Linked DNA regions of Mus musculus: all the other regions are linked to region 5. Evidence: chromatin loops called from intact Hi-C (ENCODE). Cell type or tissue: heart. All regions are shown on one strand.

Region 1 (5,000 bases), 520 kb after region 5:
TTTTGTTCTTCCTTGTCTCTTCCTAGCTCATGGTGGATTCTTGTCAGTCCTTGGTGGTTGGCTTGCCCATTAGTCTTCACGATGTCTTCCCTGTGTGTCTGTCTAGATAGGGTTATCTTCTCACACAGTCCTGGTCCTGTTGGATTAGGTGCCTGCCTGCACAGTGTGGTCTCAGTTTACATAGTTGTGTGTCACAACTGTTTCTAAAGGTCCCGTTTTCAGGTGGTGGTGCGGTCCTAAAGTATCTTCTGGGGGATACAGGATAAACCATAGCGTTCATGTGTTTACGTATCAGCTTAGCTGTGGAAGGGGGTCAGGCACCCCTTTGACTTTTCGTCTTAGATTTTGGTTAGTTCTGTGTATGAATATTGTGCATGTGTATGTCTGTGCACCACCTAGAACGACTGGTGCCCAGAGGTCAGAAGAGCACGTCAGGGGTCTCCGCTGGAATTGGAGCTCTGCGATGGCTGTAAGACACTGCCTGTGCTGGGAACTCTGAGTAGTCAGTGCTCTTAACTGCTGAGCCGTCTCTGACTCCCTTTTCGTGAGCATTATTTCAAGGTGGCAGTAGACCCACCTTGGTGGGGGCTTGCTGTTGTCTTTTAGTGAAGGTAATTTAGAAAGCTTAAGCATAGATACAGGGGCCTTTTACCCCTCATGTAACTTAACAGATTTATTATTACTTTGTGGTGGTGTGTGTGTCTGTCTATCTGTCTGTCTGTGTGAATGCTGGAGGAAGTGAAAGTTGGATCCCCTCAGCTGGGCATATAGGTTGTGAGATATCTGATATAGGTGCTGTGAGCCACACTGGGGTCCTTGAAGGGCAGCAAGTGCCTTTAACCACACAGCTGTCTGTCTGTCGAGTTCTGTATTTGACTTTGAATGTGGTGGTCAAGTGATGTGGATTTGCGTGGGGACATGTGTACCAGGCAGTTTTGTGATTTAGAAAACTGTCCTGACGTACTTTTCTGTGAGGCCATCAGTGACTCTCGGAGAAAGTGGAAAGTTGCTTGTGTGACCTGAGCTCTGTGTTTTATTATTGTTCTTTAAAATAGCCCTGGCTGCCTGTATCTCAGTGTATAGGCCAGGATAGCCTCCAACTGAGATAATCCTCCTGCCTCTGCCGCTGAGTGCTGAGATCACACATACTCACTGCCACACTCAGAGATCTGGGTTACCCCTTTCTCTATAATTCACCTCTAGGGCTTTAGAAAACTCCATGGCTTCACCAGCGGTGGCCCCGTCTCAGCTCATCTTCACAGGGAACCCTGAGACGGACCTGTTTTGTATCTGGGCTTTGTGGTCCAGAGGGCGTCTTGCCCTGGAGTCCCTGTGGAGGTGTGTGTGATGGGAGGCCACACGACTGCCACTGTTGCTGCTGCCTCTCATTGACCTAGTGACCCTGAAGTCTTCTGACATTTGCTGTTACGAGATTTCTGCTTGAAATCCAGTTGTGCTCTGTGCTTCAGAAGTCTGTAAGCTGCCATCAGGGCTGTGTGCCAACACCTTAGCATGTGGGTGGCAGAGTTGGCCCTGATGACTTCCGCTTCTTCTGCTCTCGACACTTCACGCTCACTTTATTTTACTTTCCGTGAGATTCTTCATGGCTTGTCTTTAAGGCATACTTGATTAGTGTAGATGTGCCTTTCCAGTAAACGAGATCCTCGCTTCAAAGGGAGCTCTAGAACGCCATGGCGTTTGAAGCCCTCCTACTACTGTTGAGATCTGTAAGAACACTGCTTTGCTGGTAGACTTGTTGACCACTGCTCATTCGTGGCCGCGCGGAGCTCTCAGGACTGCGGTGTTACTGTTTCTTTGCTGAGCTCCGCTCTCATCCTTGTGTTTTCCTTCTTGTGTCCTGGGCGTTCGGATTTCATGGTGGCTGTGCTGTTTCTGCCTGGAGAAATAGAGCCAGGTTCCTGTGACTTCCGACTTGCAGTTCATTTAAGGATAACGTTGTGAACTGTCTGGGTTTTAAAGGGCTGTCTGAGCACACTCCCGGTACTACCATGGGTTTGTTTATTTACTCCCCTTATTGAAACATTTGCTTTTTCTTTCTTTAAACCAGCATAATGATTTCAGTTGTAAAAGCCTTAATTTCTGCAGTTTGGGTTGTCTTGTGTAATTTTGCCAACTTGTGCAAAACAGGCTTTGTTTTTAAACATCAGCGAAAGAAACCAAACTCTCATTTTGAAATGTCTCGCTCTTCTGCGGCTGTCTGTTCGCATGAACTCTGTTGGACTCCAGTAGGAGGAGTGTGTCCAGCTTGAGCAGCGAATGGTTGCCCAGCCACTATCACCTTGGCTTTGGTGCTTTGTTTTGCCTTCGTTCCGTGTCACGCCCATCATGAAAGCAGAGAGAGGTCTGTTGTACCCTCTTGAAGCCTGCAGCCAGGTTGGAGCATTGGCTGCTCAGTGGTTGGAACTGTCTTATGGCTGGGTCTCTTCCGCACCACAGCAACACTCGTTATTTTAGGATCCCTCTTGTCAAGTTCTTGGGACTTCCTGTGCTGAAGACACATGTGGCGTGTCTTTGGAGCTCAGGCACATGGGTGCTTGGAGGTGGGCTGGCATATTTCCTCGAGGGTCAGGATCACAGTTAGGTGGATATGGGCATGTCTACTTTGGTGTGGCTCTGTGAAAATCCTTCTAGATTGTTTTTCAGTTCACAAATAGGGGCTGGGCGATGCCTCGTAAGACTTGCTGACCGCCCTTCAAGAGAACAAAGGCTTGATTCCTAGATCCCACATTGGCTGCTTACAGCAGGCCATTACTCCAGTTCTAGGGGATCCAGCACCCTCTTTTGGCCTCTGTGGGCATTACACAGTGTGTGGCACAGTGATATATAGAGGCAAGACACCCATACACATAAATAACAAAGTTGTGGCCTTACAGGCTTGCTATGGGATCCTCAAGGTGCCAGAGGGCAGTTGGCTATGTCGTACATGTGCCCTGGGAGTTCAGCCAAAATGTTTGCTGTGTCCCAAGAAAGGCGGAGCTATGAAGCCGACCCGCAGCGGAACCAAGTGGGTCCACGTCAGCTGTGCCCTGTGGATCCCTGAGGTAAGCCTGCTTTCTGATAGCATCTTAATTGAGACAGTCCTGGTTTCCTGCTGGGGTTGGGTAGGTGGGAGTGAGTGACTCACAGGCAGCAGTAGAGCTGCTGGGTCCCCTCTGTCCCCAAGCTGATCCTGAGCAGAGCGGGTCTGTGGAGGGGCTTCCTGGAGGCAGCAGTGGCCTGGTGTCCACAAATAGCCCCACTTTTCCATTTCTGGAAACCCTCACGTAGATGACAGCACTCACAGGCCAGGCCTGGCACCTTCACGGCTCTGTCCTGAGGGTAGCCATGCTACTGTCCCTGCCAGTTTGTGTTTGCCAAACTCCGAGTGCAGTACCACAGTGCCCTAGGTCACACTTCTGTGAGCTTTATTTAAATTCTTCCTCGGCTTCCACCTTGTTAATTTCAGGTCTGCTCTAATTTATTTCCAGTCCCAGACCTTAACTAATTTAATTTGCATGGCTTGTGATGAGAATATCATTTGTCATTTAAATTCCAGTATTTTTGGTGTGTGATTTGCTGCATTTTTTTTCCCTCCAGAGGAAAATTGCCTGGGTATGATTTACATGGGAGTTTCACTGGATCTTTTGGTTTAATATTAACCAGTTTGCAGTTCATTATTCCATATTTATCTTGCTAGATTTTTACTTTTAATATAGTTATGTGTTCTGATGTAATACTATTAAATATAGTTTATCTCTTTGCTCATTCTATTATTTAAATATGTTTACAATGGGTTTTTAGTCCTTAAAAATTCTTGTCAATCTAAAGTCTTTTTTTAAAAAAGATTTTATTTATTTGATATATATGATGTACTGTAGCTGTCTTGAGACACACCAGTAGAGGGCATCAGATCCCATTACAGATGGTTGTGAGCCATCATGTGGTTACTGGGAATTGAACTCAGGACCTCTGGAAGAACAGCCAGTGCTCTTAACCTCTGAGCCATCTCTCCAGCCCCTAGCCTTGTTACGATAAGATAGATGTTTTTGCTATCAGATACTTGAAAGAAGTGAAAACTTGTAGAGAGGTCTATAAAGACTGGCAAGCTGGTATCAATGGGGGCTGATCTCTGGGCTCTGCTGCTGCTAGTCCAGAGCTGGGCCCTGGGGCTAGCCCTCAGGTCTGTGTTACGACTCTGATTATCCGTGTCATGCCCATCTGGCTATTTTGGATCTTTAGGTAAGCATTGGCAGCCCTGAGAAGATGGAGCCCATCACAAAAGTGTCTCACATTCCCAGCAGCCGGTGGGCGCTTGTGTGCAGCCTCTGCAATGAGAAATTCGGGGCCTCCATACAGGTAACAATGGCTCAGTAAGCGTAGCTTTGTTTTCCTCCTCTGTGTGCTAGGGAGCAGGGTGGGGGAGGAGGCTCTACACAGCATTCATTGGAGGGTTAGGAGGAGGAAGGTTATCTGGAAATCTGCCTGGGTTTGGAGGCAGTTCCAGTTTGTCTGGCCTAAGCCTAGTAGAGTCCTCTTCTTTTCATAAGCAGACATTCCTGGTAAGAACCGAGGCTTAGATACTCTTGACTGTGGCACTTGAGTTGTCTAGCCTTCCACTGTAGTCTCATTACCACAGACCAGTCTCACAGACCAGAAGTCCTCAGGGCTCCCTGCTGGGGATGCCTGTAGCTGAGGTAGGTGTTGGGCAGGCCTCTGCTTTTACACCGGGAGGGAGTCTGGAGCACACACACACTGCTGCCCTAGTGAACCAGCCAGCATGTAAAAGGCTGATTGATTGCATTTACATGGCCAGGTACAGGTAAGTACAGAAAGTCACGAGGTATGCAGAGTTAATGGGAAAATGGTATCTGTGTGTTGTCTGAAACTCTTGAGTAATTGATTTCTGGGGTTCATTCATTCATTGATATCTAGTCGGTTATGATTTGAGGCCTAGAACACTGTGTTGAAGGTTAATTTGGACTCCAGCAGGGACCCAAGTA
Region 2 (5,000 bases), 480 kb after region 5:
GCGCGGGTCGGGGTGCGCGTCTCAGGCCGCGGCCGCGGCGGCTGCAGGACGAGCCGAGAGGCTCAGCCATATTTGATGGTTTTGTTGCTTCGCTCGGGAGTTCTCGGGAGTAATGTAATGCCGAAGGTCGCTGCCTAGTGGAAATAATATAGTACGTCATTAATATGGCGCCAAAAGATTGGGCTGTGGATCTGTAGCGCGGAGGGAGGAGGCGGCCGCCCGCGCCGCGGCACTATCCCACCAGCAACTTGGGCATCGCCGGGTGGGGGCCGGCAACGAGGCCGGGATGGCCGCGGAGCCCGAGAATTGATCGGTGTCGGATCAGTAAGTTCTATTCCGATTATTATTTTCGATCGGAGGAGGGCGAAGGTTTAGAGCTTTTCCTTTTAAATGTACGAAGAACATGAGGTTTTCAGGTGATTCATCCAGCGTTTTCAGCAGCAGAAACCCAGTTTAGTTTATACATTAAAAAAAAAAAGCCCAACTGCCTTAGGCTGCATGAAAGTGGAAAGCATAGTAGCAACTTGGTAGACAGATGGCAATGGTAGAGCGCAGGTTCGCGTACATATATGTTTCCAGAGTGTTTGACAGTGTGTGTTTTGGGGGGGAAGGAGGCTGTGAGGGTATGTTTTCCCAAACATAGGTGTGAGGGGGTACATCTGTGTGAAGTGGCCGCAGCCCTGGTTCCTGTCACCGCGTCACCACATGTCCAAAATATTCATTGCATCAATTCAAGGGCAGTGAGAAGGGGATGAAGGGACAGCTTGGCAATTAGATTTTTCTAGAATGGGTTTCCAATGATGAGACCTTTTACTTCCAGCGAGACTGCTTGTAAAGTGTAAAAGACTTAATCGGTGAAATTGAGGAGGACTTCATTGGTAGAGCAAAGTACCTATTAATCATGAACTTAAAAACGGATTGCAGATTGCAACCTTTGGCACCATCTGCAAATTGTGGGGGTGGGGTCTCTGTGTCTCCTGGCTCCCTTATGAGCACATGCACATGCGGTGTGCACCCCGGGACTGCAAGTTGCAAAACCTTCCCGTGCACGTGTCTGGTGCCTGTGAGTGTGTTTGCGAGTTGGGTGCTGTTGTTCGGTAGCCAGTAGGCTTTCTGGGTCGGCTCGGCGTAGGCTTGCAAATGCGGGAGAGGGATGGAATGTGGAATGTTGACCGGAGAACCGAATCCTTTCGGAACGGTCCCATTTGCTGGAGAAATTCGATACCTTCCACCTCCTACCCGCCCCCCCCACCCCCCTCCCGCCCGCCTTCGGGCAGGAGGCGGGGCTGAGGACGCCGCTGCTGCTCAAAGTGGCGGAGCGCGGCGGCGGGAGGCAGGTGCACAGCACCGCCGGTGGGGGTGCCTCAACTTCCGCGGGCGTTTAAATAGCAGCCGGGCTCCCCTCCCACCGGTAATAGGTGACCTGGCGCTCGCGGGCGGCGGGGGAAGGGACTGGGTACGCCGGGGCACGAGCCTACGCGGCACGTGGGCAGGTGCTGGTTGGCCCCAGGGCCAACTTTTGCAGCCCGCCCTCCCGCGCAGGCAAGAGGTGGCCGGCGCAGAGACGGGGCCGGGCGGCGGCCCCAAGGCGGTTCCTTGTCGCTGCCCGAGCGTCGCCTAACGGTCCCAGGCGCTTCGGGTCCGCGCGGGGGTGGCCCGGCCCCGTCCCCACGCCGGAGTCCCGCACAAAGCCCGCGGCGCGGGGTGGCCGCCGCCCGTCGCCGTCCCTGTTCCCGCGTCGCGGCGGCCGCAGGCGTTTGTTTGTTGCTTGCGCGCCGCCCTGCGCGCCGGATGGCTTCCTGTGACAGAGGTGATCCACAGTTTCCAGAACTGTCTGGGGGCGGGAGCGCGAGCCGAGCCCGCCGCGTTGCTCCACCGCCGCTCTGCTGCTCCCCGGGCCCGCGGGGAGGCCGGGGAGGGACGGCGTAGCCGTTTGCAGCGGCGCAAGTGGCGTGCGGACGCGAGGGAGCGTTTGATTTGCAACTGGGGCCGAGCGGATTGGTGCAGCTGGTGGCGGCGGGCGGGAGCGGCGGCGGGGGGTGGCCACTTTCAAACGCCGAGGGCGGCGGCGCGGGCGCGAGGCCGGCTGCGCCGCGGGGAGGCGGTGTCATCCCCGCACCGGGGCCGGAGTTACTTTCCCCTCCTCCCGCGCTGTTGTTCCTGTCGCCTCGGGAGGAGCGGGAGCGCGAGGGGGCGGCGCCGCGCCAAGCCGGGCCCTGCGCCTGGCGGGCGGGCGGGTGGCCGGGATGCCCGCGGTTCGCGGCCCCACCCCGGGTCTCCAGCCTGTTTCCCCACCCCACCCGGCCTTCCCCAGCGGGGATTCGGGCCCTGCACCCCTTTTAACGGAGCTATCGTTCCCTCCCATCCCCCACATTCCCCCCACTTTCCAGCCCCTAGAGCTTCCCTGTGCGGGCCTCCCTCCGCACTTCCGACCCCCCCCCAGTCCTGGGTCGAGGGCCTCCCATTCCCACCACTTATTCCCTGGCTTCAGGTTCCCCCCACACCCGAGACCCTCACTCTGTGACCGCCTCTGCGGCCCATGGCTTTCCGGGCTCCGCATCCCCGCTCCCGGCTCGGGCTTCACACCCGGGCTCCCCCTTCTGGGCGCGCGGGGGCGGCCGCACTCTCGGCGCTGGTGAATTGCTGTGAGCAAACAACAACAAAAAAGCGGGCGATTTAAATGTGCCTTCGAAACCGGTTTGAGCTCGTCATCTCTACGAGACCCATTTAAAGCAGCTTTAGGTGGCTTGCTTTCTAGAAACGTGGTGGCGAAGGTCTTCCGCCCTTTGTTGACCCGGACCTGTGGGGAATTTAATATTTCCTTATGTGAAATGTTTGGGTTTGGCCACAGAGCTCAGCTTTTAGGAAAGTAGAAGAGGACCTCAGGTCCTCATTCCTGGGAAGGTTTGTGGGGTTCCTTCTCAAAGGGCTCCCTTAGGTGTTCTTTTTAGAATACCTGTGGTGGAGGAGGTAACTCTCTGACCGCTTGTTGCTGAAGGCTAGTTAGTGCCTATCAAAGCTAATGAACTCATTTCAAGACAGAATAATTTTCTTGAAAACGATTCATTGGTTTTTAGACCACACTAGTTAAGTCCGTAGAATGGACTGTACCTGGAGAAAGGAAGGGTTCATTGGACTTAACTCGGTTCACGTTGGGGATTTCTTGTAGGTAGTAGTCGATCACATCCGCAGTTGAGGTGACCTGCTCTGTGCAATTCAGAATTTTTAGTCTTTCTTACCACAAAGGTCTTAAGTTCCGCTTACTATAACTTTTTTTACATGTTTGAAAATCTTTATTACATTTAGTATTGTTGACCTTTATTACATTTAGTATTGTTGACCAAGGGCATTGTCACAGAAAACTGAAAAACGTAGATGAAGGGGGCATGTACTATGTCTGCTTAGAAGCAAGTAGAGGTTTATACTCACCTTAGATTCAAACCTGTCTTAAATGCCGTAAGTGGCCTCTTGAAAATATTGAACCACGCATTGCCTGAGTATAAATCTAGCTCTGCCCCAGAGTCCAACATTCTCTTATCAACTACGGTCAACTGAAAACATTTTTTGAATGTTTGCTGTTTTATGCCCTTAATAAAGTTTGCGTATGTTTGTAAATGTATTTGACCTTGAGTTTCATCTTCTAGAACAAATACAGTTTCCTGCTAATGTCCGAGGTTTGCGCGTTTTTTATGTCCATGCTTGCAGAGTGGATAGTCATTCCCAGAGTGTGTAGTAGACTTGAATTTTGTTCTCCTTCACAGTCCCATGTTGCTTCCTTGTAGCAGGGATCTCAACTGTCAGGAAAAGCAGGACAGGACTGTAGCTAAGTGATGCTGGAGCTGCGAGCCTACACTGCCTGAAGCTCTGGATTCAGTCCTCAGCATAGCCAAAGGGGGCAGGGGTAGCCTGTCTTCCTTCAACAACTTGAAGAAGCTCTGTACTCTATGAAAAATGACTTTACTCTGTAGTCTGCGGTTGCACAGTAGACAGAGTCATAGACAAGTTTAAGGAGTTGTAATTTAGAGACAAAGCTTGCCTAGCCTAGAGGCTTGGGGGAGACAGTGAACCAACCATGGGGATGCACAGACAGAAGCAGAGTTTCGTGTGCCCCACAAGGTGATAGACTATCCCTTGGGTCAGAAAGTTATTAGTGGTGTTAGTTGTTGGAAAATACAGATGTTTTACTCCAGTACAGTGTCTGTGTGCTTGAATCCAAATAAGCCTCATATCCATGACTTTTTCTTGTCTGCTAGCCTGTTGAACTGTCTCATTGATTACCCATTTCCCATTTAGCCCTGATCACAAGGCCAGCTTTTTTGAAACCACTGGCCCTTGAAGGACCATTCATTGCATGTGACCTAACTTTTTGACGAAGCTCCTGAGAGTGAGCGGACGAACCTAGGGCCGTGAAGTAAACTGAGTTAAGATCCTCAAATCAAACGTCTTCATTGTAATTTGGGAATCTTAGATTTGGAAATGTTTGAAAAGGAAGTGTGGTTTTCTGGTGTATGTGTTTTCAGATCACCTGGAGAAAGAGTTGTCTTAAGTTTCAGTTGTGATGTGGCTGGGATGTAGCCTGTGCAAAGGTCTCGGATGGGGATTGCATCCTTGACAGGGCTGAGTGAGGAGGGACTAAATGACTGTCTACAGCTATGTCTCCTGTCCCCTTCTCTTACTTGTCCTTTGGTTTAGTATTAAAAGTACCTGTTACATCATTTGTCAGTGGGCTGTCAAGAGTTGGTACTTAAGCCAGTTTCCCACAGGTTTATTATAGATTGGGTAGTCTCTGAAGGTTACTGGGACATTGCTGGCAGCATGTCTTGCTTCTGGTTTGAAATGGCATTGAGCTTTGGCTAGACACTGAGCATCTTAAACATCTTTCTTTGTCAGGTTCTCCCTTAGGAGGTTGGCACTGCGTACAGCATTATGTTCTTACTCCCCGATTTCCTCTGTGACACTTGGAACTTGCTTCGAGTCCTTCGCTTGTAAAATACATTGAC
Region 3 (5,000 bases), 660 kb after region 5:
ACTGTCTTGTTTTTAAACAAAGCATTACTACCAATTCCTCAATGTTGCCAATAATTTGGACACCTAAACCTTTCTTATCAGTAAACACATAGTGGTATGTCAAGATTCTGTCCAAATGGCATCTCCTCTGGAAGTAGTTTAATAACCGCATAATAGTCAATATTTGTTTAGCTCCATGTTAGTAGATGCTATTTCAATGTTTGCTCAATAATTCCATCAACTACTTGGAATCTGATGCAAACGAGTCGGCAGTTGCTGCTGCTTCAGTGTATTTTTGGTATTTATGTATCTCCTTCTGCCAGCTACATGCTTGGAGAACAAGAATCTCCTTACATCAGCTACATGTATAGCACCTGGCACGTAATGAAACATAGGTCAACATCTTTTAAACTAACGACCTGAGCAATGCCTGGAGGTCCTAACCTGCAGGCTTGGAAACTCTTCCTGGCCATCAGCCCTCCAGTTTCTTCGAGCACAACAGACGCATTGCATTACAAATCTATTTCGTGCCTGGCCGACTCCAGTGCACGCTCAAGGAATATTCTACAAGTATTTACTAGCGTCTCAGCTTCGTTAAGTACATACATAGCCTCATGTACATCACCAAGCATTTTGTGCAGAGCACTTCTTTTTAAGTTTTTAACATTTTTCACGCTGGGACCCGACCAGCATTCACAACACATTAGTAGGTCAACGATAGCGACACTGCACCTTACAGATGAATTTTCCATCAGGGAACAGAGCGCGCTTACTTTGGTCTCTCAGTAAGTCGATTTCTGTGGCCATTTCGATATTTTAGTTTGGAGTTTTCATCACGTTTATCGATTCCTCGCAGGGGGGAAAGAAGGTATTTCTCAAACAAGCAAGCAATCGAACAACAACAAAAAAGCAGCCTCCCGCTGTGAGGGCAAACAAAAAGCTAAGGGGTCGCAGGGGCAGCCGAGCCCTGGCGCGGAGACATCAGCATCCCACTCACGCGGCGGCGCAGCCCGGCCCGCCGCTCCGCGGAACCCAGGCGACGCGCCTCAGACTCCGTTCCGCGCTCGGCCGGACCCGGCCGGACGAGAAGGGCCGCGGAGCCGCGCGCGGCCGGAGGGCGCCGAGTTCCCGTCAGACCGCGCGGGAGGATGACCCTGCGACGCGCCTGGCTGGGCGGCAGCGTCCCCGCCGGCTGAGGGGCGACGCCAGGGCCGCGGGAAAGCAGGAGCGGCCGCGGAGTCCACTCGGCCCGCCCTGCGACTTTGAAAGCGGTGCCCCAGACCGTTCCTTGGAGACGGTGACGCCGCGTCCGTCATCACGCGTGCGTCGGTAGGCGTCATTGCGCCGTCTCAGGCGCAGGCAGGTGATTGGCTATCTGTCAGGCGGTGGGCGGGTCCCTGAGGCCGCGTTGGGGGCTGAGTGGGTTGCTTGGCGCCTTCCGCAGTGGCGCAGCGAGTGTCTGTCTGAGGTAGTGTGGCGCATTTTTAATTTAATTAATTTTTTTTTTTTTGTATGGAAACTGTGATAGGAGCAGGCACTAACTAGGTAGGGATTTTCATTGCCCACCCCCGAGTCTTGGTTTTGCAGACACTAAGCGTCTGTGGGAGTCTGTGCAGAGAGGTCTGTGAGTCCTCGGGCTGAGGTGACTCAAGGTCCCCTCACCCCGCCCCCCAGTTTAGAGCTGTCGCTCCTAGGTCTGAAACTGGTTCTTGTGCCTAGAAAAGAGAACTATTGTCCAATATTTAACCCTGTGGCTTCAAGAAGGCACCTGGTCAGGATCCAGGATAGCCTGCAAATCTAGCAGGTATTTCAGAGATGTTTCTTCGGATTTAAGGAAAGATAAAATTCTGCAAAAATAAAATGAAATTTGTACTGGGGCATAAACTACCGTTCACAGTTTTACGAAGTGATATTATGAGTATTTGAGCTGTAAAGCTTGAAACATAAAACATACACAAAATATTGGGGGCAAAAGACATTAGCGATAAAAAAATGCTCACTTGAAGTTTATCATTGGCTTTTGAGGCTTTTAATTGATTATATTTTTATGCATTGAAATACAGTTTCTTTAAATATGCTCAGGGCCTGAGATAGCTTGGTTATGAAGTGCTTGCCTGGAATTCCCCAGCACCCACATAAAAAGCCAAGCAAATCCCCTTTAATTTAAAGATTAAATGGCCTTTAATAGTAGTGCTTGAGAGGAGCAGACAGGATGAGGGAAAAGGGTGCTCTCTATCCAGCAGCCTAGACAAATTTGAAAGTGACTCCAGAGTCAGTAAGTCATTGTCGCAAAAAGTAAAATCAGGCATGTTAATAAGATTTTTTTTTCCTGTTTGATAATATCTGGTGAAAATAAAGGTAGGTTAAAAAAGGTGAACAGCCTTTGAGAATGACATCCCACTGATACTCTGCCTCAAGCTCAGTCCATACACAGCTATAGACGTACTCCCCCACGTGGACACACACAAAAACAAAACAAAAGGCATGTATGCCCTGGATGAAGTTTGGCTTTTTGTTTAACCGTTGAAGACGTTTAGTAATCTTGTACTCATAAAACAGTATCAACAGTGTTACCCTCATTCCTCTAAAAAGAGTCGCTGCTAAATATGTATGTGTTGGCACTAGCCATGCAAAGGGTTAGTTTAGCTTTGAATCAGTGAAAATTCAACCCGGTCTGGTTTTTAGTGGCCATAAACGTAACAAAAAAAAAAAAAACACACTGATTGTGCAAGCTCCATTTCTTTTTTAGGTTCACTATAGGGTACTTTCTGAGGAACATTTTTTATTGACTCAAAAAGATTTTCCTACATTTGGTAGGAATATATTAGGGTGAAGAAAGCCAAGTGTGACTTCTGTATTAAAATTATCAATGGTTTTGTCTAAACTGAGTAGTGAAATAGAACTTTGATATTTGCACTTGAAGTGCTTGTTTTTATATGATCATGGTCAAAATAAGCACAAGCCAGTTGAAGTTTCATGCATTGAAAACTAATGGCAGGTTTCACTGGTAATTTTAATAAATTGACACTAAACATCTAGTATTGACATTAAACATGCTAGGCTTCTGTCTAGCAAACCTTCAGAACATATGAAATAGGAATCTAAGTAAGCGAATTGGAAAGCTAGCTCATCACAGCAAGAATTTGAGCCCAGAAAATATGGCTTCAGTATCACAACCGTTGACCACCATGTGATATAAATTATGCTGAATGTTTTAATGTTTATAGCTAGCTTCTAATTGCAATAAATGAATGGCTACTTTACATGTTTTATTATAATCTCCAGTGATTTACTGTTCATTTTTCAAATGGTTTTATAATGTGTTGTAATGTGTTGCTGAGTTAGCCTTCCCCCTTAAAACAATTAAAAAGACATAAGCACCCAGAATTCAAATGGTGTGATTAAAAACCTTCAGATGTTCCTTTGTGTGTCCTCTCAACATTTTCACTGAAAAATCAGGTTTGTCTGTTTCAGAATTCCTAGTTCCTCCCTCTAGAACGCAGGAGCAACTGGGCAGAGCCTAAGAGGGAGCTCACTGCTCAGACCTGGGCCAGAGACCACAGCTAGCACCAAACTTAGAAGAGCTTCCAGGTCTGTGTCCTATCGGTTCCTATTGGTATGTCCTTTGAGCATCTCTTCAAAGTCTGTCTTTACTTGGACTGAAACCATTTGATAGTCCCATTGCCTCCAGCTGGCAGGTTCCCTGACTTTACTTTCTTCTCCCTCCTTTTCTTTTAGAAATGTGTGCTGCAGTGTCAGATGCGAACTAAAAAGCAGTATGGACTGTAATAAAAAATTAAAGATTTTGTTTTTTGTTTTTGTTTTTTTTTGTAAATGAAGGAACTTGGAAATTTTCCTTAAAAATCATTTTATTGAAACAAATATTCCTTAACATTTCTTTTAAACTTTTTTTTTTTGTCTCCCAAGCAAACGTGTCTCTCTTTTGATTTCCTTACGTAGAAATTAAAACAATTGAAGTTTTAACTCTTTTTAAAGTATAAGTCGAAGAAGATAAGCTAAAAGTGAAAACTACAGCTTAACAACCTTGTTTTAAGAAAGCTGCTAGTAAAACTGTAGTAGGCTAGTGATCAACTTGGAAGTATTAATTCTGACTGATGGTTCATCAGAGTGATGAAGGTTTATGAGGTCTAACATTAAGCGGTTGGACTTTGAAATATTTTCACCTTATTCATTTGTAATTTTTATTGTAATGAGCTCACAAATAAAATACATAACCGAGTTAAGGCAGCCTGTCAAACAAATAGTCCCACACTCCCAAAGGCTTTGCATTGCTGTGCAGTACCTTCAGAACACCCAGGGTGGCCTCATTCAGGGCTTTACCCTCTCACTACCAACTACGTTTTTATGTACTTCTCCACCATCAACAAACAAACAACCCCGCTCCCCCAAAAAAGCTGTGACAAAGTTGAGGCTAGAAAAGCAATTAGCTTACATCCTCTTCATGACTTGTGTCCTTTTGTCTGCCACTGCCTTTCCTCGTCACTTAGTATTACTTGCCCTTAGACTCCTTTCTAAATATTATACCCATACTTGAAGCTATTTCCATATGAACATGTATACATTAAAGTCTGCTCATGTATTTACCTATATACATTATACATAATGCAACACTACATGGACCCAGCATATTATATTTATGTATTTATGCATATTTATGCATGAATGTGTCTTATTAAAGAAAAAGAGAACAATAGAGACAATATGTGAAAATAGAAGGAGGGGAACATTGCAGGGGGAACATGAACATGATATAGTAATAAGGGATTGAAGATGATCAGTATACTATATATGTATGAAATGTTATAAGAGTGCATTAATAAATGCTAAGAAAAATAGAAATATACCTACTGATAATGATTTTATATATGTATATATTTACATATATATATATATACATACATACATATAATGTTATGTTAACATCTGTCAGAAACAAAACAAATTTGTGTACTAATGAGATGGATATATTTATTTTTACACAAATGATTAAATCTTGGCTA
Region 4 (5,000 bases), 78 kb after region 5:
CTCAGCACGGAGGCTTCCAGACACATATGTGACAAGAAATTTGGCACGAGCTTTACAAGTGTCAGATGTCTAGGAGAAAGCAATATGGGTATAGTATTTCTCGTGCTATTTCGGTACCCTGTGCATGAGCCTGCAGCATTAGAAAAACTACTTCTCAGCTTTGGGTGATAGCCTTACTGGCGCTCGGCATGCATGTCTGAAAGTGCAGTTGGGTGACATACTGGTTACAGGCCACAGCAAGTCACCTACAATCAAGGGACTGGTTTCGAGGGAGTGCCCTCGAGGGGCCTGGACACGTCACATGCTGTGGTGACTTGGGAGGCATGGCCTGAGACTTTCATCAGATGGCACCACAGAGGTTTCAATCAGCTCTTGCAACATCCTGTAAAGTTGATAAACACAGCATCTTCACCTTTCTGCTGTGATGTGAGATCCAACAGACAGAGCCACTGATGCTTATAGTTGAGTATATCAGAAAAGTGACTTTGGAATCCATTTCTTCTCTATGTAACTTGAGACATCTGTCTCCAGGCAAGAGAGTATTTTAGGAACCTGGTGACCTGCTGAAAAGACTTGACGATCTCTGTCTGTCTGTCCGTTGGTTACCTAGCAAACACAGAAGTGGATGCTCACAGTCAGCTAATGGATGGATCACAGGGCTCCCAATGGAGGAGCTAGAGAAAGTACCCAAGGAGCTAAAGGGATCTGCAACCCTATAGGTGGAACAACAATATGAACTAACCAGTACCCTGGAGCTCTTGACTCTAGCTGCATATGTATCAAAAGATGGCCTAGTCGGCCATCACTGGAAAGAGAGGCCCATTGGACACGCAAACTTTATATGCCCCAGTACAGGGGAACGCCAGGGCCAAAAAGGGGGAGTGGGTGGGTAGGGGAGTGGGGGTGGGTGGGTATGGGGGACTTTTGGTATAGCATTGGAAATGTAAATGAGCTAAATACCTAATAAAAAATGGAAAAAAAAAAGCCAAAAAAAAAAAAAAAAGAGTAAATGCTTAAGGCATCTGGCCTAATGGCAGCGAAGGAGCAATGCATAAGGAAAGGAAACAGATTGTGAGATGCAGGTTGTCAAGGTGTCCAGTAAAGACTTGTCCGTCCAGTCTGAGTGATGATACACCCTGCTCTCCCTGCATCCTACTGTTGATTATTTACGTATCAGGGTCTCCCTAGGTAGCCCTTGCTGGCCTGAAGCTCTCTATGAAGACTATGCTGTTTTTGAACCCACAGAGATCTGCCTGCCTCTGAGACTCAAGTGCTTGGATTAAAGGTGTGTATCGTCATGCCCAGCTTTAAATCTCATTTCTCCTTACTTGCTTATTTAACGTCCGGTGCTGAGCTGTGGACATCACAGTTTATTAAGACCAAGAAGAGCAGAATGGAGAAAATTTGAATGACTCAAATGCTGGGAGGGAAAAGCTTCAAGAAAACGAAGGCCCCACTATGAAGCTGTGGGAAGGAGGAAGTCCCTGGGGGCTCTAAACACACGACACAGTCGTGCTTTATAGCAGACAATTTTCTCTAAACAAAAGTGGATTTATTTTATCTCACAGCATGAAGATTTTAGAGTCATAGAAACAGATTTTTTCTGGCACAGGGGATGTTTACCCACAAGAAATGGGCTCCTCAGAAAGGAATCCAGACTTCTGAAGGTCACTTTTGATTGGATTAAATCAACAAGGCCTGACCAGGCTAATGGTTTCTGATGGTTCCTAGAACCCTGAGGCAGGAGGCTTGTTAGTGATGGTGGTAGCTAGGGAAGTGTTTAGATATACAGAAGAGTTGTAAACCGAGTGAATAGCGTTTCTGTGTGCCCTTCATTCAGCTTTCCCCACAGACATTGTGCTTTGCCTTGCCTCAAGCAGGGTCCTGACTAGTATTCTCCCAGTACTACCAATGACCCCACACATCTATTCTTAATAGTCATTCAATACAGCTAAATTGAATTATTCATTTCCCCTCATTTCTTCAAATGGTTTAAAAAAATAACCTTTATTTTAAATTAGATATGCATGCATATAAATGAGTGTAGGTGCCCACAGAGGCCAGAAGAGGGCATCAGATCCCTGGCAGCTGGAGTTATAGGCTGTTGTGAGCCACTTGACATGGTGTAGGAAACTGAACTTGGGTTCTCTGAAGATCTGTGCTCTTATCCACTGAGCCATCTCTCCAACCCCACATGTCTTCTTTCTTTGAAACATCTTACATTTTATTCAAATACCTGCTCAGACCTCTACAGTCTATTCCAACTAAAATAAGATTTTCTTCACCCCTGACTGTTTTCTTGGTTGTTCTTTTTCCCCCCCCCCCAGAGTACTAGCTCAAAGGTGATTTGTTGTTGTTAAAAATGTAAGGCTTCACACATGAGCTGGACCTACAGCCCCTCCACCCACCCAAACACATATGTAACAGATGCATATTCAGGTCCTCCAACAACTGGAGTGGCGCTGTCCCTGACTCTGTTGCCTGCCTGTGGATCCTGTTCCCCTAACTGGGTTGCTTTATCTGGCCTCAGAGGGAGAGGATGTGCCTAGTCCTGCAGTGACTTGAGGTGCCAGGGAGGGTTGGTTCTCAGGAGGGACCTCCTGCTTCTCAGAAGAGGAGGGGAGGGGAGAGAGGGAGAAGGGAGGGCGGTGATCGGGATGTAAAGTAAATAAATACATCAATGGGAAAAAAAGTGAGGCTTAGCCCCATGTTAAGGTGCACACCTTTAATCCCAGCACTCTGGAGGCAAAGGCAGGTGGATCCCTAATGAGTTCAAGGCCAGCCTGGTCTATATAGTATGTTCCTGGATAGCCAGGACAACACTGTCTTAAAACAAACAAATAAAATTTTATTTGTCTACTACTAATAGTTATTTGTTTGGGGACAATGGCTTTGTCTTCTTGTTGCTGATTTTTATGCTTAGAATATGATACTTGGGAGATTTTTTTGCAAGATACTTGTTAAAACAGCGATTGAATGCAGACATGGTCACCTGTAGAAGGTACCATTCGTCACCTTCAGAAGCCTTCACGTGTTTTTACACTTATAATTTACATATGTGCACACAAACTGTGATTCCCATTTGGTCAGATAGCTGTATTTTAAAATGTCTTTGGATGATGTTAGGAAATGATTTCTCATTTTAATATCATTATAACATTGTAGTCGCTAATCCTAGGGAGTAGTTTTGGAATGAAACAATAAAGCATTTTATTGAAACACAGTTTCATGTTGCTGGAGACTGATCTTAAACTTTTGATCCTCCTGCCTCCACCTCCTAGGTGTGGGACCTATGGACATGTGCCACCGTGGATGGCTTGAAAAGGACAACGTCTATGGAACAGTTTGAGCTGGCAGAAATGTGGTAACACGTTCAAGAGAGCTATACTGCCATCACTAATTAGCACTGTGGAAAAGTGAAAGAGTCATACAGCCCTGTCTATGTCATGGGAATCACAGGAGGCACCAGCTAATTAGGGACTCAGAGCCTTGCAAGTGGTTTAAGATCGTGCAAAGTACTGTGTGTTGGCCCTCCTCAGCAGGACAGGTCTGATTCTTAAAGCCTCATTTCTTCTTAGAAGATTCGGGGATAGGTGTGAGGCCAGTATCTATCTACTAATACATTTACTTATCTACCTGTAACCAGCAGAAAGTCCTGGACCCACAAAACAATTCTTTGTGCATAAAGGCAAATAAAATCGCACAAGATTTTATGAAAGTGTCTCTGGGTAGATCTGTCAGTTAGGGCTCTGTGCTCTCATCCAGATGTGGAGGGCCCTTGCAAACAACAGGGCTGCCGGAGGAACAGTATAAATGAGGCAAGGAGAAAATCCAGCTCAGTGTGACTCCATAGAGGAATTGATTCAAACCTCTAGAGTCTGTGTGCTGATTTGAATGAAAATGGTCCCATAGATACCTCAGGAATGGCACTATTGGGGGTGAGGTCTTATTGGAGTAGGTGTGGCCTTGTTAGAGGACATGTGTCACTGGAGGTGGGTTTTGGGGTATAAAGATCTCAAGCTAGGCCCAGCCTCTCTCTCTCTCTTCCTGCTGCCTTTGGTTCTAGATGTAAAACTCTCAGCTCCTTCTCCAGCAGCTTATCTGCCTTTGTGCCACCATGCTTCCTGCCATGATAATAATGGACTAAACCTCTGAACTGGAAGCCAGCCTCAATTAGATGTTTTCCTTTATAAGAGTTGCCATGGTCATGGTGTCTCTTCACAGCAACAAAACCCTAACTACGACAGTCTGACACAAGGTAGATTATTTTAGACATAATTTAGTTTGTTTTCAAGACAGGGTCTCACTATATAGTTCTGTTTGTCTTAAACCTCACTTTGCAAACCAGAATGGTCTTAAACTAACAGAGATTTGCCTGCTTCTGTCTCCCAAATGCTGAGATTAAAGGCATGTACCACCACACCTGACATTAGGCATATGTAAGTACAGTACAATGTGGCAAAAAGTTTCCTGGTAACAATTAACTCAATCTTTTGTGCACAATAAAGCTTAAAGTACGACTACATCAAAACTCTTTTCTAAAGTACAATTGACTTCTTCCACAAAGATGAGTTCTATAGCTTCAGGCTTAGGGGAGGATCTTGTGTGGTTTCTGTCATACAGACATAGTCCAGAGGTCACCAGGCTATAAAGTATGTGTGGCATCTCCCGTAAAGATGAGTTCTATTGATGGAGAAACAATGCTAAAGATAAAGGTCTAGAGAGGAGGTCTGGGCTAAACATAAGAGTCTGAGGGAGTCAGGTCTTGCCTGACCCTGCAGATAGCACAGGTCACTAGGCTATCAACAACTTTCAGCTCTAGCCTTCTGGGAGGAAAATAGGTTATACATTCCTTTTGTTGAAGAGCCGACCCCACATGTTTGACATTCCGGGTTTCCTTAGTGCTTATCTCTGACACAAGGACCTTTGTGCTCCCAACATCCAGACAGTTGGGGCCTCTGTGTCGTCATTCAGGCAATTGGGGTTCTATGTTCTCATCC
Region 5 (5,000 bases):
AAAAGAACAAGGAGGTGGTTCTCTGTTCTTCTTGTTTTCAGACGGGTCTCACTATGCAGCCCCAAAAGGCAGAGACCTTACAGAGGCCTGCTTGCCTCACTCCAAGGCCTCCAGGATGGTTCTTCACTATTATCAGTGCTCAAGCCCAGGGACCCACTCTACAGCACACCTCTTAGTTTTCAACCTCTGCTGCGGTTGCCATGGAGACTGCCAAACTGACTCTTTCCGGATGTATAAGGACTGATAATGGGTCTTTTTACAAATACTCTAGACAATCTTTAACCACTGAACACACTTCAATCCAATGAGGGAAGTGTGTAACTTGGTACAAAATCTGTGCAAATTCTTCACTTTTAAAAGTTTATTTGACTTGGTCCATGTAAACAAGGTACTTGGGTCCTATTCTCTTGTTCCACATGCTCTTAAATTAAAAAAATAAAAAAGTACTAACCATGGGAGCTGATGTAAGTAAGGAGACATGATTTTTGTGTTTATATATCCAGAAGGAAATACACACACACACACACACACACACACACACACACACACACAAAGAGATTAACAGATCCAACATCAAATGCTTATTTGTGTTTCTTAGCTCTAATCCAATCAACAAACCAAAACACTCCTAAAATAGCATCCAACTGAGCATAGAAATTAGAAGCGTCTTCAGTGTCAATAAATCAATCAGGGGCAATAAGGAAATTAAAAGGAAACCTAGCTTAAAAGTTGGATGCATACCTTCCAATAAGGGGTCACTTTGGTCTCTAGCTTCATTCTTACAACTCACGCTCTCTCTTCTCCTCCCCCTCCCCTTCTGTCTTTAAAGTTTAATATTAAGCACTGCATAACCAGGCCGCACAATGTTGTTCAATTTTATGGGCTACCAACAGATACCCGGGGTCTGAAGTTTATTTGCACAATCTGCAATATAGATTACCACTACACTGCAAAAGGGCCTCTAACGGCAACTACCTTCCACGTAATTTTCTGAAAGTAAAGTTGTAAAACCTTCAGCACATGCAGGGCAGGGGGCGAGAAGTTCGACGCTTCTAGGTTCGTGCCCCCCCTCACCCCCCCAAGGCGTCTCATTCTGCTAAGGGAAAATACAATAATTTATTTTCAACGGGTATTTGAATACTTATTTTACTATTAGCAGAGAAAGAAGGAGAGGAGGGAAGGAGGGAGAGACTGAGAGAGTCGGAGACAAGAGACACGCCTGCCTCCTGGGCAGATGAGCTCCACCCCCTACACTCAGGGCCAATATCTTTGCCAGTCTTACTTATTAAGGTTTACGTTCTGGTCCGTCCTCATTTTACATACAGTTGTTAATCTTGGAAAGCATCTTGGAGCCCAAACCGACTTTTTAGAAAAAGAATGAAAACGAGTCCGGGGTGGTTGTGAAACCGAGCTCCAGGGCTTGGGACTTGAAACTACGTGTCCCTAGCCCTGACTCTCGGCAGACAAGTCCGGAGAAGGGAAAAAGTAGGCAAGTGTCAAACAGACAACCCAGAATAAGAAGAAAGCTGTCTTAACACTGGGCCAAAAACTTTGGATCGCCACTTTAGCCCTCTTGCCCCGACAAAGCCCAGAAATCAAAACGCTCCGAGGAAAGGTTGAACGCCAACGTGACTAGAGACAACTCTTAACAATTTTGAGAATTTCAGCCCCAGGAAAAGCTGCGAGGAGATACGGATTGGGAAAGGCAAGGAACGCCGAGCGCAGGTCTGTGGGGCGCCACTGAGCCCCCCACGACGCCCGCAGCTGGGGGCGTGCGCGGGGCTGCGGTCCAGGAGCGGGGCCGCGGCGGGGATAGGGTGTCCCGGATCCCCACCCCGACACCCCTCACTCCTCACCGGGGCCGTAGAACTTGCTGCCTTTGGTCACGTCGAAGACTTTCCCATTGACCGCGAGCAGGATGCGCGGCGTGCGCGCCCCGTCGTACTGGCGCAGCTGCTCCAGGCTGAAGTCCCGCTTCTTCATGCGCGGCAGCGTGGCGGCCGGGCTCTCCTCGCCCGCCCCGGGTCCCGAGCACAGACCACGCCGCCCCCAGCGCACCCACAGCCGGTAGGCCCCCAGCAGCACCAGCGCCACCAGCGCCACGTTCAGCAGCATCTCCCCGCCCGTCGCCAGCAGCGCCGCCACCCAACTGCTCCTCGCCGCCGTCGCTCCGGCGCCACCCGGGCTCCCGTCGCCGCCACTCTCCCCGCCGCTCCCCAGGGTGCTTAGCTTTACGTCCCCATCACCCGCCGCCATCACTGCCCGCCAGCGCCTTCCTCCTCCCGCCCCCTGCCCTCCCCAAGCCCGCGGCCCTGCCCACCAGGCGGCGCTCAGCCAATCACGTGAGGGGCTGGGGCGTGGCAGCGCCGGCTGCTTATTGGCTGTTGGCTGGGTAACGTTGTCTGGCTTCGCTCTCGCAGCTCGGGCTCTGGCTGGCAGCGCGCGCGGGCAACGCCCCGCCCACCTCGCCCCACACTTCCCTGCTCTCACAGCCCCAACGCTTTCAGCCTGGGGAGTGTAAGGGAAGGGCGGGGCTGAAGAAAAATAGAGTGTGCGTGGGGCGGGGGGGGGGTGGGCCGAGCCGGCTGTGCGCGTGCGTACTCGCGCGTATGGGCGGAGCGCCGTCAGGGCGCGTGCGCGGGCCCTGGGACGCCACGCGCTGGGCTCTTTTTAGCAACCCCTCCCTGCTGCGCGCGCGTGCGCCCAGAAGCGGCTTCTCTCTGAGACGGCTGGTTCGCGTCTGTGACGACGCACGGCGGAGGCCGCAATAGAGCGTGAGCTGCGGGGCCGCGTGTGAAGCTGGGCTTCGGGCACTAGCCCTAGCAGCGCCGGACACTCGGGTCCCGGCCCACGCTGCTTTTGGGCAGTGCTCCTAACAGGAGTCGGACGCAAGCTCTTCTGCGCTTTGCTCCCCGGCGGTGGGCGTGCGCGGATAAAGCAGCCTGTGGCTCTAGCTCCATAGCCTTGCTCGGGGCCTGCGAGAGTGCTTTCCAGTGTGAATTCCACCCATCTCGCGCCCTCAGCTAGTTTGACAGGCTTCTGTCACTCTGCTTGTGAGGAAGGAAGATGCATCCAGGGAATGGCCAGTTCCTTATAACTTTGAACAACCGGGGGTGGGGGACAGGTATAGACGAATGGTGGCAGCCTAGGGGTGAGCTACCCGGCATAAAGGAGCTGACTCAGAAAGGAGCTGACTCAGGCTTTGGCGTGAACAGTATAGAAAAGTAGGGATGGGCTTTTCTGGCTGCTATTAGTTTTTAGGTAACTGTCTTTAGTGTCAATGGACAGGAGAGCCCTACCCACTAACGGTACTGGTGATCATAACTTCCCTAGAGAGGTTTTAACACTCGAAAGGATGGGAAACCAGCCATTGTACATAAGACTCATCGTGGCTTTTTTTTGGGGGGGGGGGGGGGGAAGGTGCTGAAATTTTTTTCTGTAATGGATTATATATTTAGGTGCTGTGGGCCATAAGGTCTCTCTGTCCCAACTGTTACATAAATAATAGAGAATGAGCATGATAGTGTTTCTATTAAAAATGTACTTAGAGACACCGAAATTTGAATTTGTCATGAAATACCGTCTTTTTGTTTTTGAGACGGTTCAGTGTGTTCCAGATTGGCTTTGCACTTGATATGTAGATGAAGATGGCCATGAACTTGCATACCAGCAAGCACATTCCCTTGCCCATCATTATGACTTTTAAATCACTTAACGTTAAAGTCGGTTCAGCCCCTGAGTAGGTATAGAAACAGCCTGTAAGCTATATTTTGCCAATCCCAGTCTGAGAATTTTTTTTTTTTTGAGTCAGAGCTGTTGTCTTTAATTGAGAATTAGTAAGTGACCATATAATCTTTACACTGCAAGAACGGGAGTAAAGCCAGATTGGCACAGGCCAACCTCAGTAGTCACCAGAAGGGTTAGAAGTCACAGTTCCTGTGGGACTTGCTAACAGAAAATGGAGATGTCAGTGATGGAAACTGGTTTTGGGAAAGAACGGTGGTAGCAATCTCAAGTATCTGTCAGTTGAAATAATGGCAGTAGGAAGAAAGGATCTCGGAGGTTTCATAGTAGGCATCTTTCTGTTCAGAATTGGGTCACAGGCTCTCCTTAAAACATTACCGTTTAGTGAGATTGCCTTTTGTTACATGGCTTTGGGGAGTGCTTAGGGAAGACTGTACTGGACATGGGGCCATGGCTGGTCACTTAAGGCATTATGACATGGAAAAACCTCTTCCTTACTAGTGCAGACTTGCTCCCTTGGAGGGTGCTACCAACTGAGAACCACTGGTATTAACTTGGCCAGGCATAACTCTGAGCTAAATTATGAGATAAATTTGTGCTTCGCTTAAGTGGTTTAGAAGAGAAGAATTGAAAAGCATTGTATTTCTGTTGCCTCCTACATGGGATGGGCAATGTTGGATTGCTGATACTGTCTGGTGAAGCAGAAAGCTTTATGCCCTTCCTAAAACAAATGTCTTGACTTCACATTAGAAACCCTACTCTCACTTGGAGTCCTCTGAACAGGTTATCCTTAAGGTTAGCCTCCTGAACTAGTCCAAAGGAGTTTTTTATTTTTTCATTTTATTTTTGCACTGTCATAGTAATGTCTTCTAGTAGAATATTCCCGCTTTGAATACCTCAGTAACTTTCCAGCTGGTGCTTTCCCAACTTCACTGCTTCATGAAGGGACTCATCTTGTATTTTAATTTCCTTAAATCAAACATCAATCTCAGGGGCCAGGAGGCGGGGACTTAGCAATTCAGACAAGCTGTTTGCATTCAGGGATTTCCATAAATCCCTGTGTGGCCCCTTGTCTTTTCTTAGATAAACTAATCTCTGAGACGTCCTCCCTTAAAGTGATGCGTTTTTTTCTCTATCTGTTCTTTTCCTCTAATGACTTGTTCCTGGGCCCCTGCTCGCTGTGTTCATTACCTACTCCGTGACTGCTCACACTGCTTCCTCGCTGGATGTCCTTACATTTCCTCCTGTCCAGGATC

Evidence for each region. Hi-C counts contacts between places; a loop is a spot of excess contacts. Peaks named below come from ENCODE experiments on the same cell type or tissue, not always from the same donor. Only the 100,000 strongest peaks of a DNase experiment are listed, where the experiment ranks them.
Region 1: it touches region 5 in a loop (2.6-fold over the local background); 3 of 42 quality-filtered maps call a loop at or near these places.
Region 2: a loop joins it to region 5, with 3 times the contacts of the local background. A loop is called at or near these places in 13 of 42 quality-filtered maps.
Region 3: a loop joins it to region 5, with 3 times the contacts of the local background. A loop is called at or near these places in 9 of 42 quality-filtered maps.
Region 4: a loop joins it to region 5, with 2.2 times the contacts of the local background. A loop is called at or near these places in 4 of 42 quality-filtered maps.

The regions. Positions count from the first base shown.
Region 1 is chr3:41,597,128-41,602,127 of GRCm38, forward strand. Jade1 (jade family PHD finger 1) reads left to right here. Exons shown (of 11, transcript NM_001130184.1): 7 at 2,895-3,062; 8 at 4,240-4,356. Among named protein-coding and RNA genes, the nearest start is that of Jade1, 44 kb to the left of the region's middle. In heart, CTCF peaks have their summits at 2,811 (motif pointing left) and 3,904 (motif pointing right); DNase peaks (open chromatin) are centred at 2,334, 2,894 and 3,284; H3K27ac peaks cover 1,266 bases.
Region 2 is chr3:41,563,593-41,568,592 of GRCm38, forward strand. All of the region lies in intron 1 of Jade1 (jade family PHD finger 1), which reads left to right. Among named protein-coding and RNA genes, the nearest start is that of Jade1, 10 kb to the left of the region's middle. In heart, CTCF peaks have their summits at 1,365, 2,054 and 2,619 (motif pointing left); DNase peaks (open chromatin) are centred at 619, 1,309, 2,099 and 2,589; H3K4me3 peaks cover 3,115 bases; H3K27ac peaks cover 3,008 bases.
Region 3 is chr3:41,741,243-41,746,242 of GRCm38, forward strand. Sclt1 (sodium channel and clathrin linker 1) reads right to left here and starts at 1,272. Exons shown (of 21, transcript NM_001081411.1): 1 at 753-1,272. The coding sequence starts at 786. It overlaps D3Ertd751e (DNA segment, Chr 3, ERATO Doi 751, expressed), which reads left to right and starts at 1,376. Exons shown (of 6, transcript NM_001099785.1): 1 at 1,376-1,447. In heart, CTCF peaks have their summits at 1,444 and 2,430; a DNase peak (open chromatin) is centred at 1,329; H3K4me3 peaks cover 2,308 bases; H3K27ac peaks cover 1,939 bases.
Region 4 is chr3:41,158,778-41,163,777 of GRCm38, forward strand. The region is part of intron 2 of Gm40038 (a long non-coding RNA gene); the gene reads right to left. Among named protein-coding and RNA genes, the nearest start is that of Gm40038, 12 kb to the right of the region's middle. In heart, a CTCF peak has its summit at 2,058 (motif pointing right); no DNase peak of the experiment used is centred here; H3K27ac peaks cover 546 bases.
Region 5 is chr3:41,080,739-41,085,738 of GRCm38, forward strand. It overlaps Pgrmc2 (progesterone receptor membrane component 2), which reads right to left and starts at 2,308. Exons shown (of 3, transcript NM_027558.1): 1 at 1,857-2,308. The coding sequence starts at 2,256. In heart, a CTCF peak has its summit at 2,326 (motif pointing right); DNase peaks (open chromatin) are centred at 1,253 and 2,473; H3K4me3 peaks cover 3,677 bases; H3K27ac peaks cover 2,858 bases.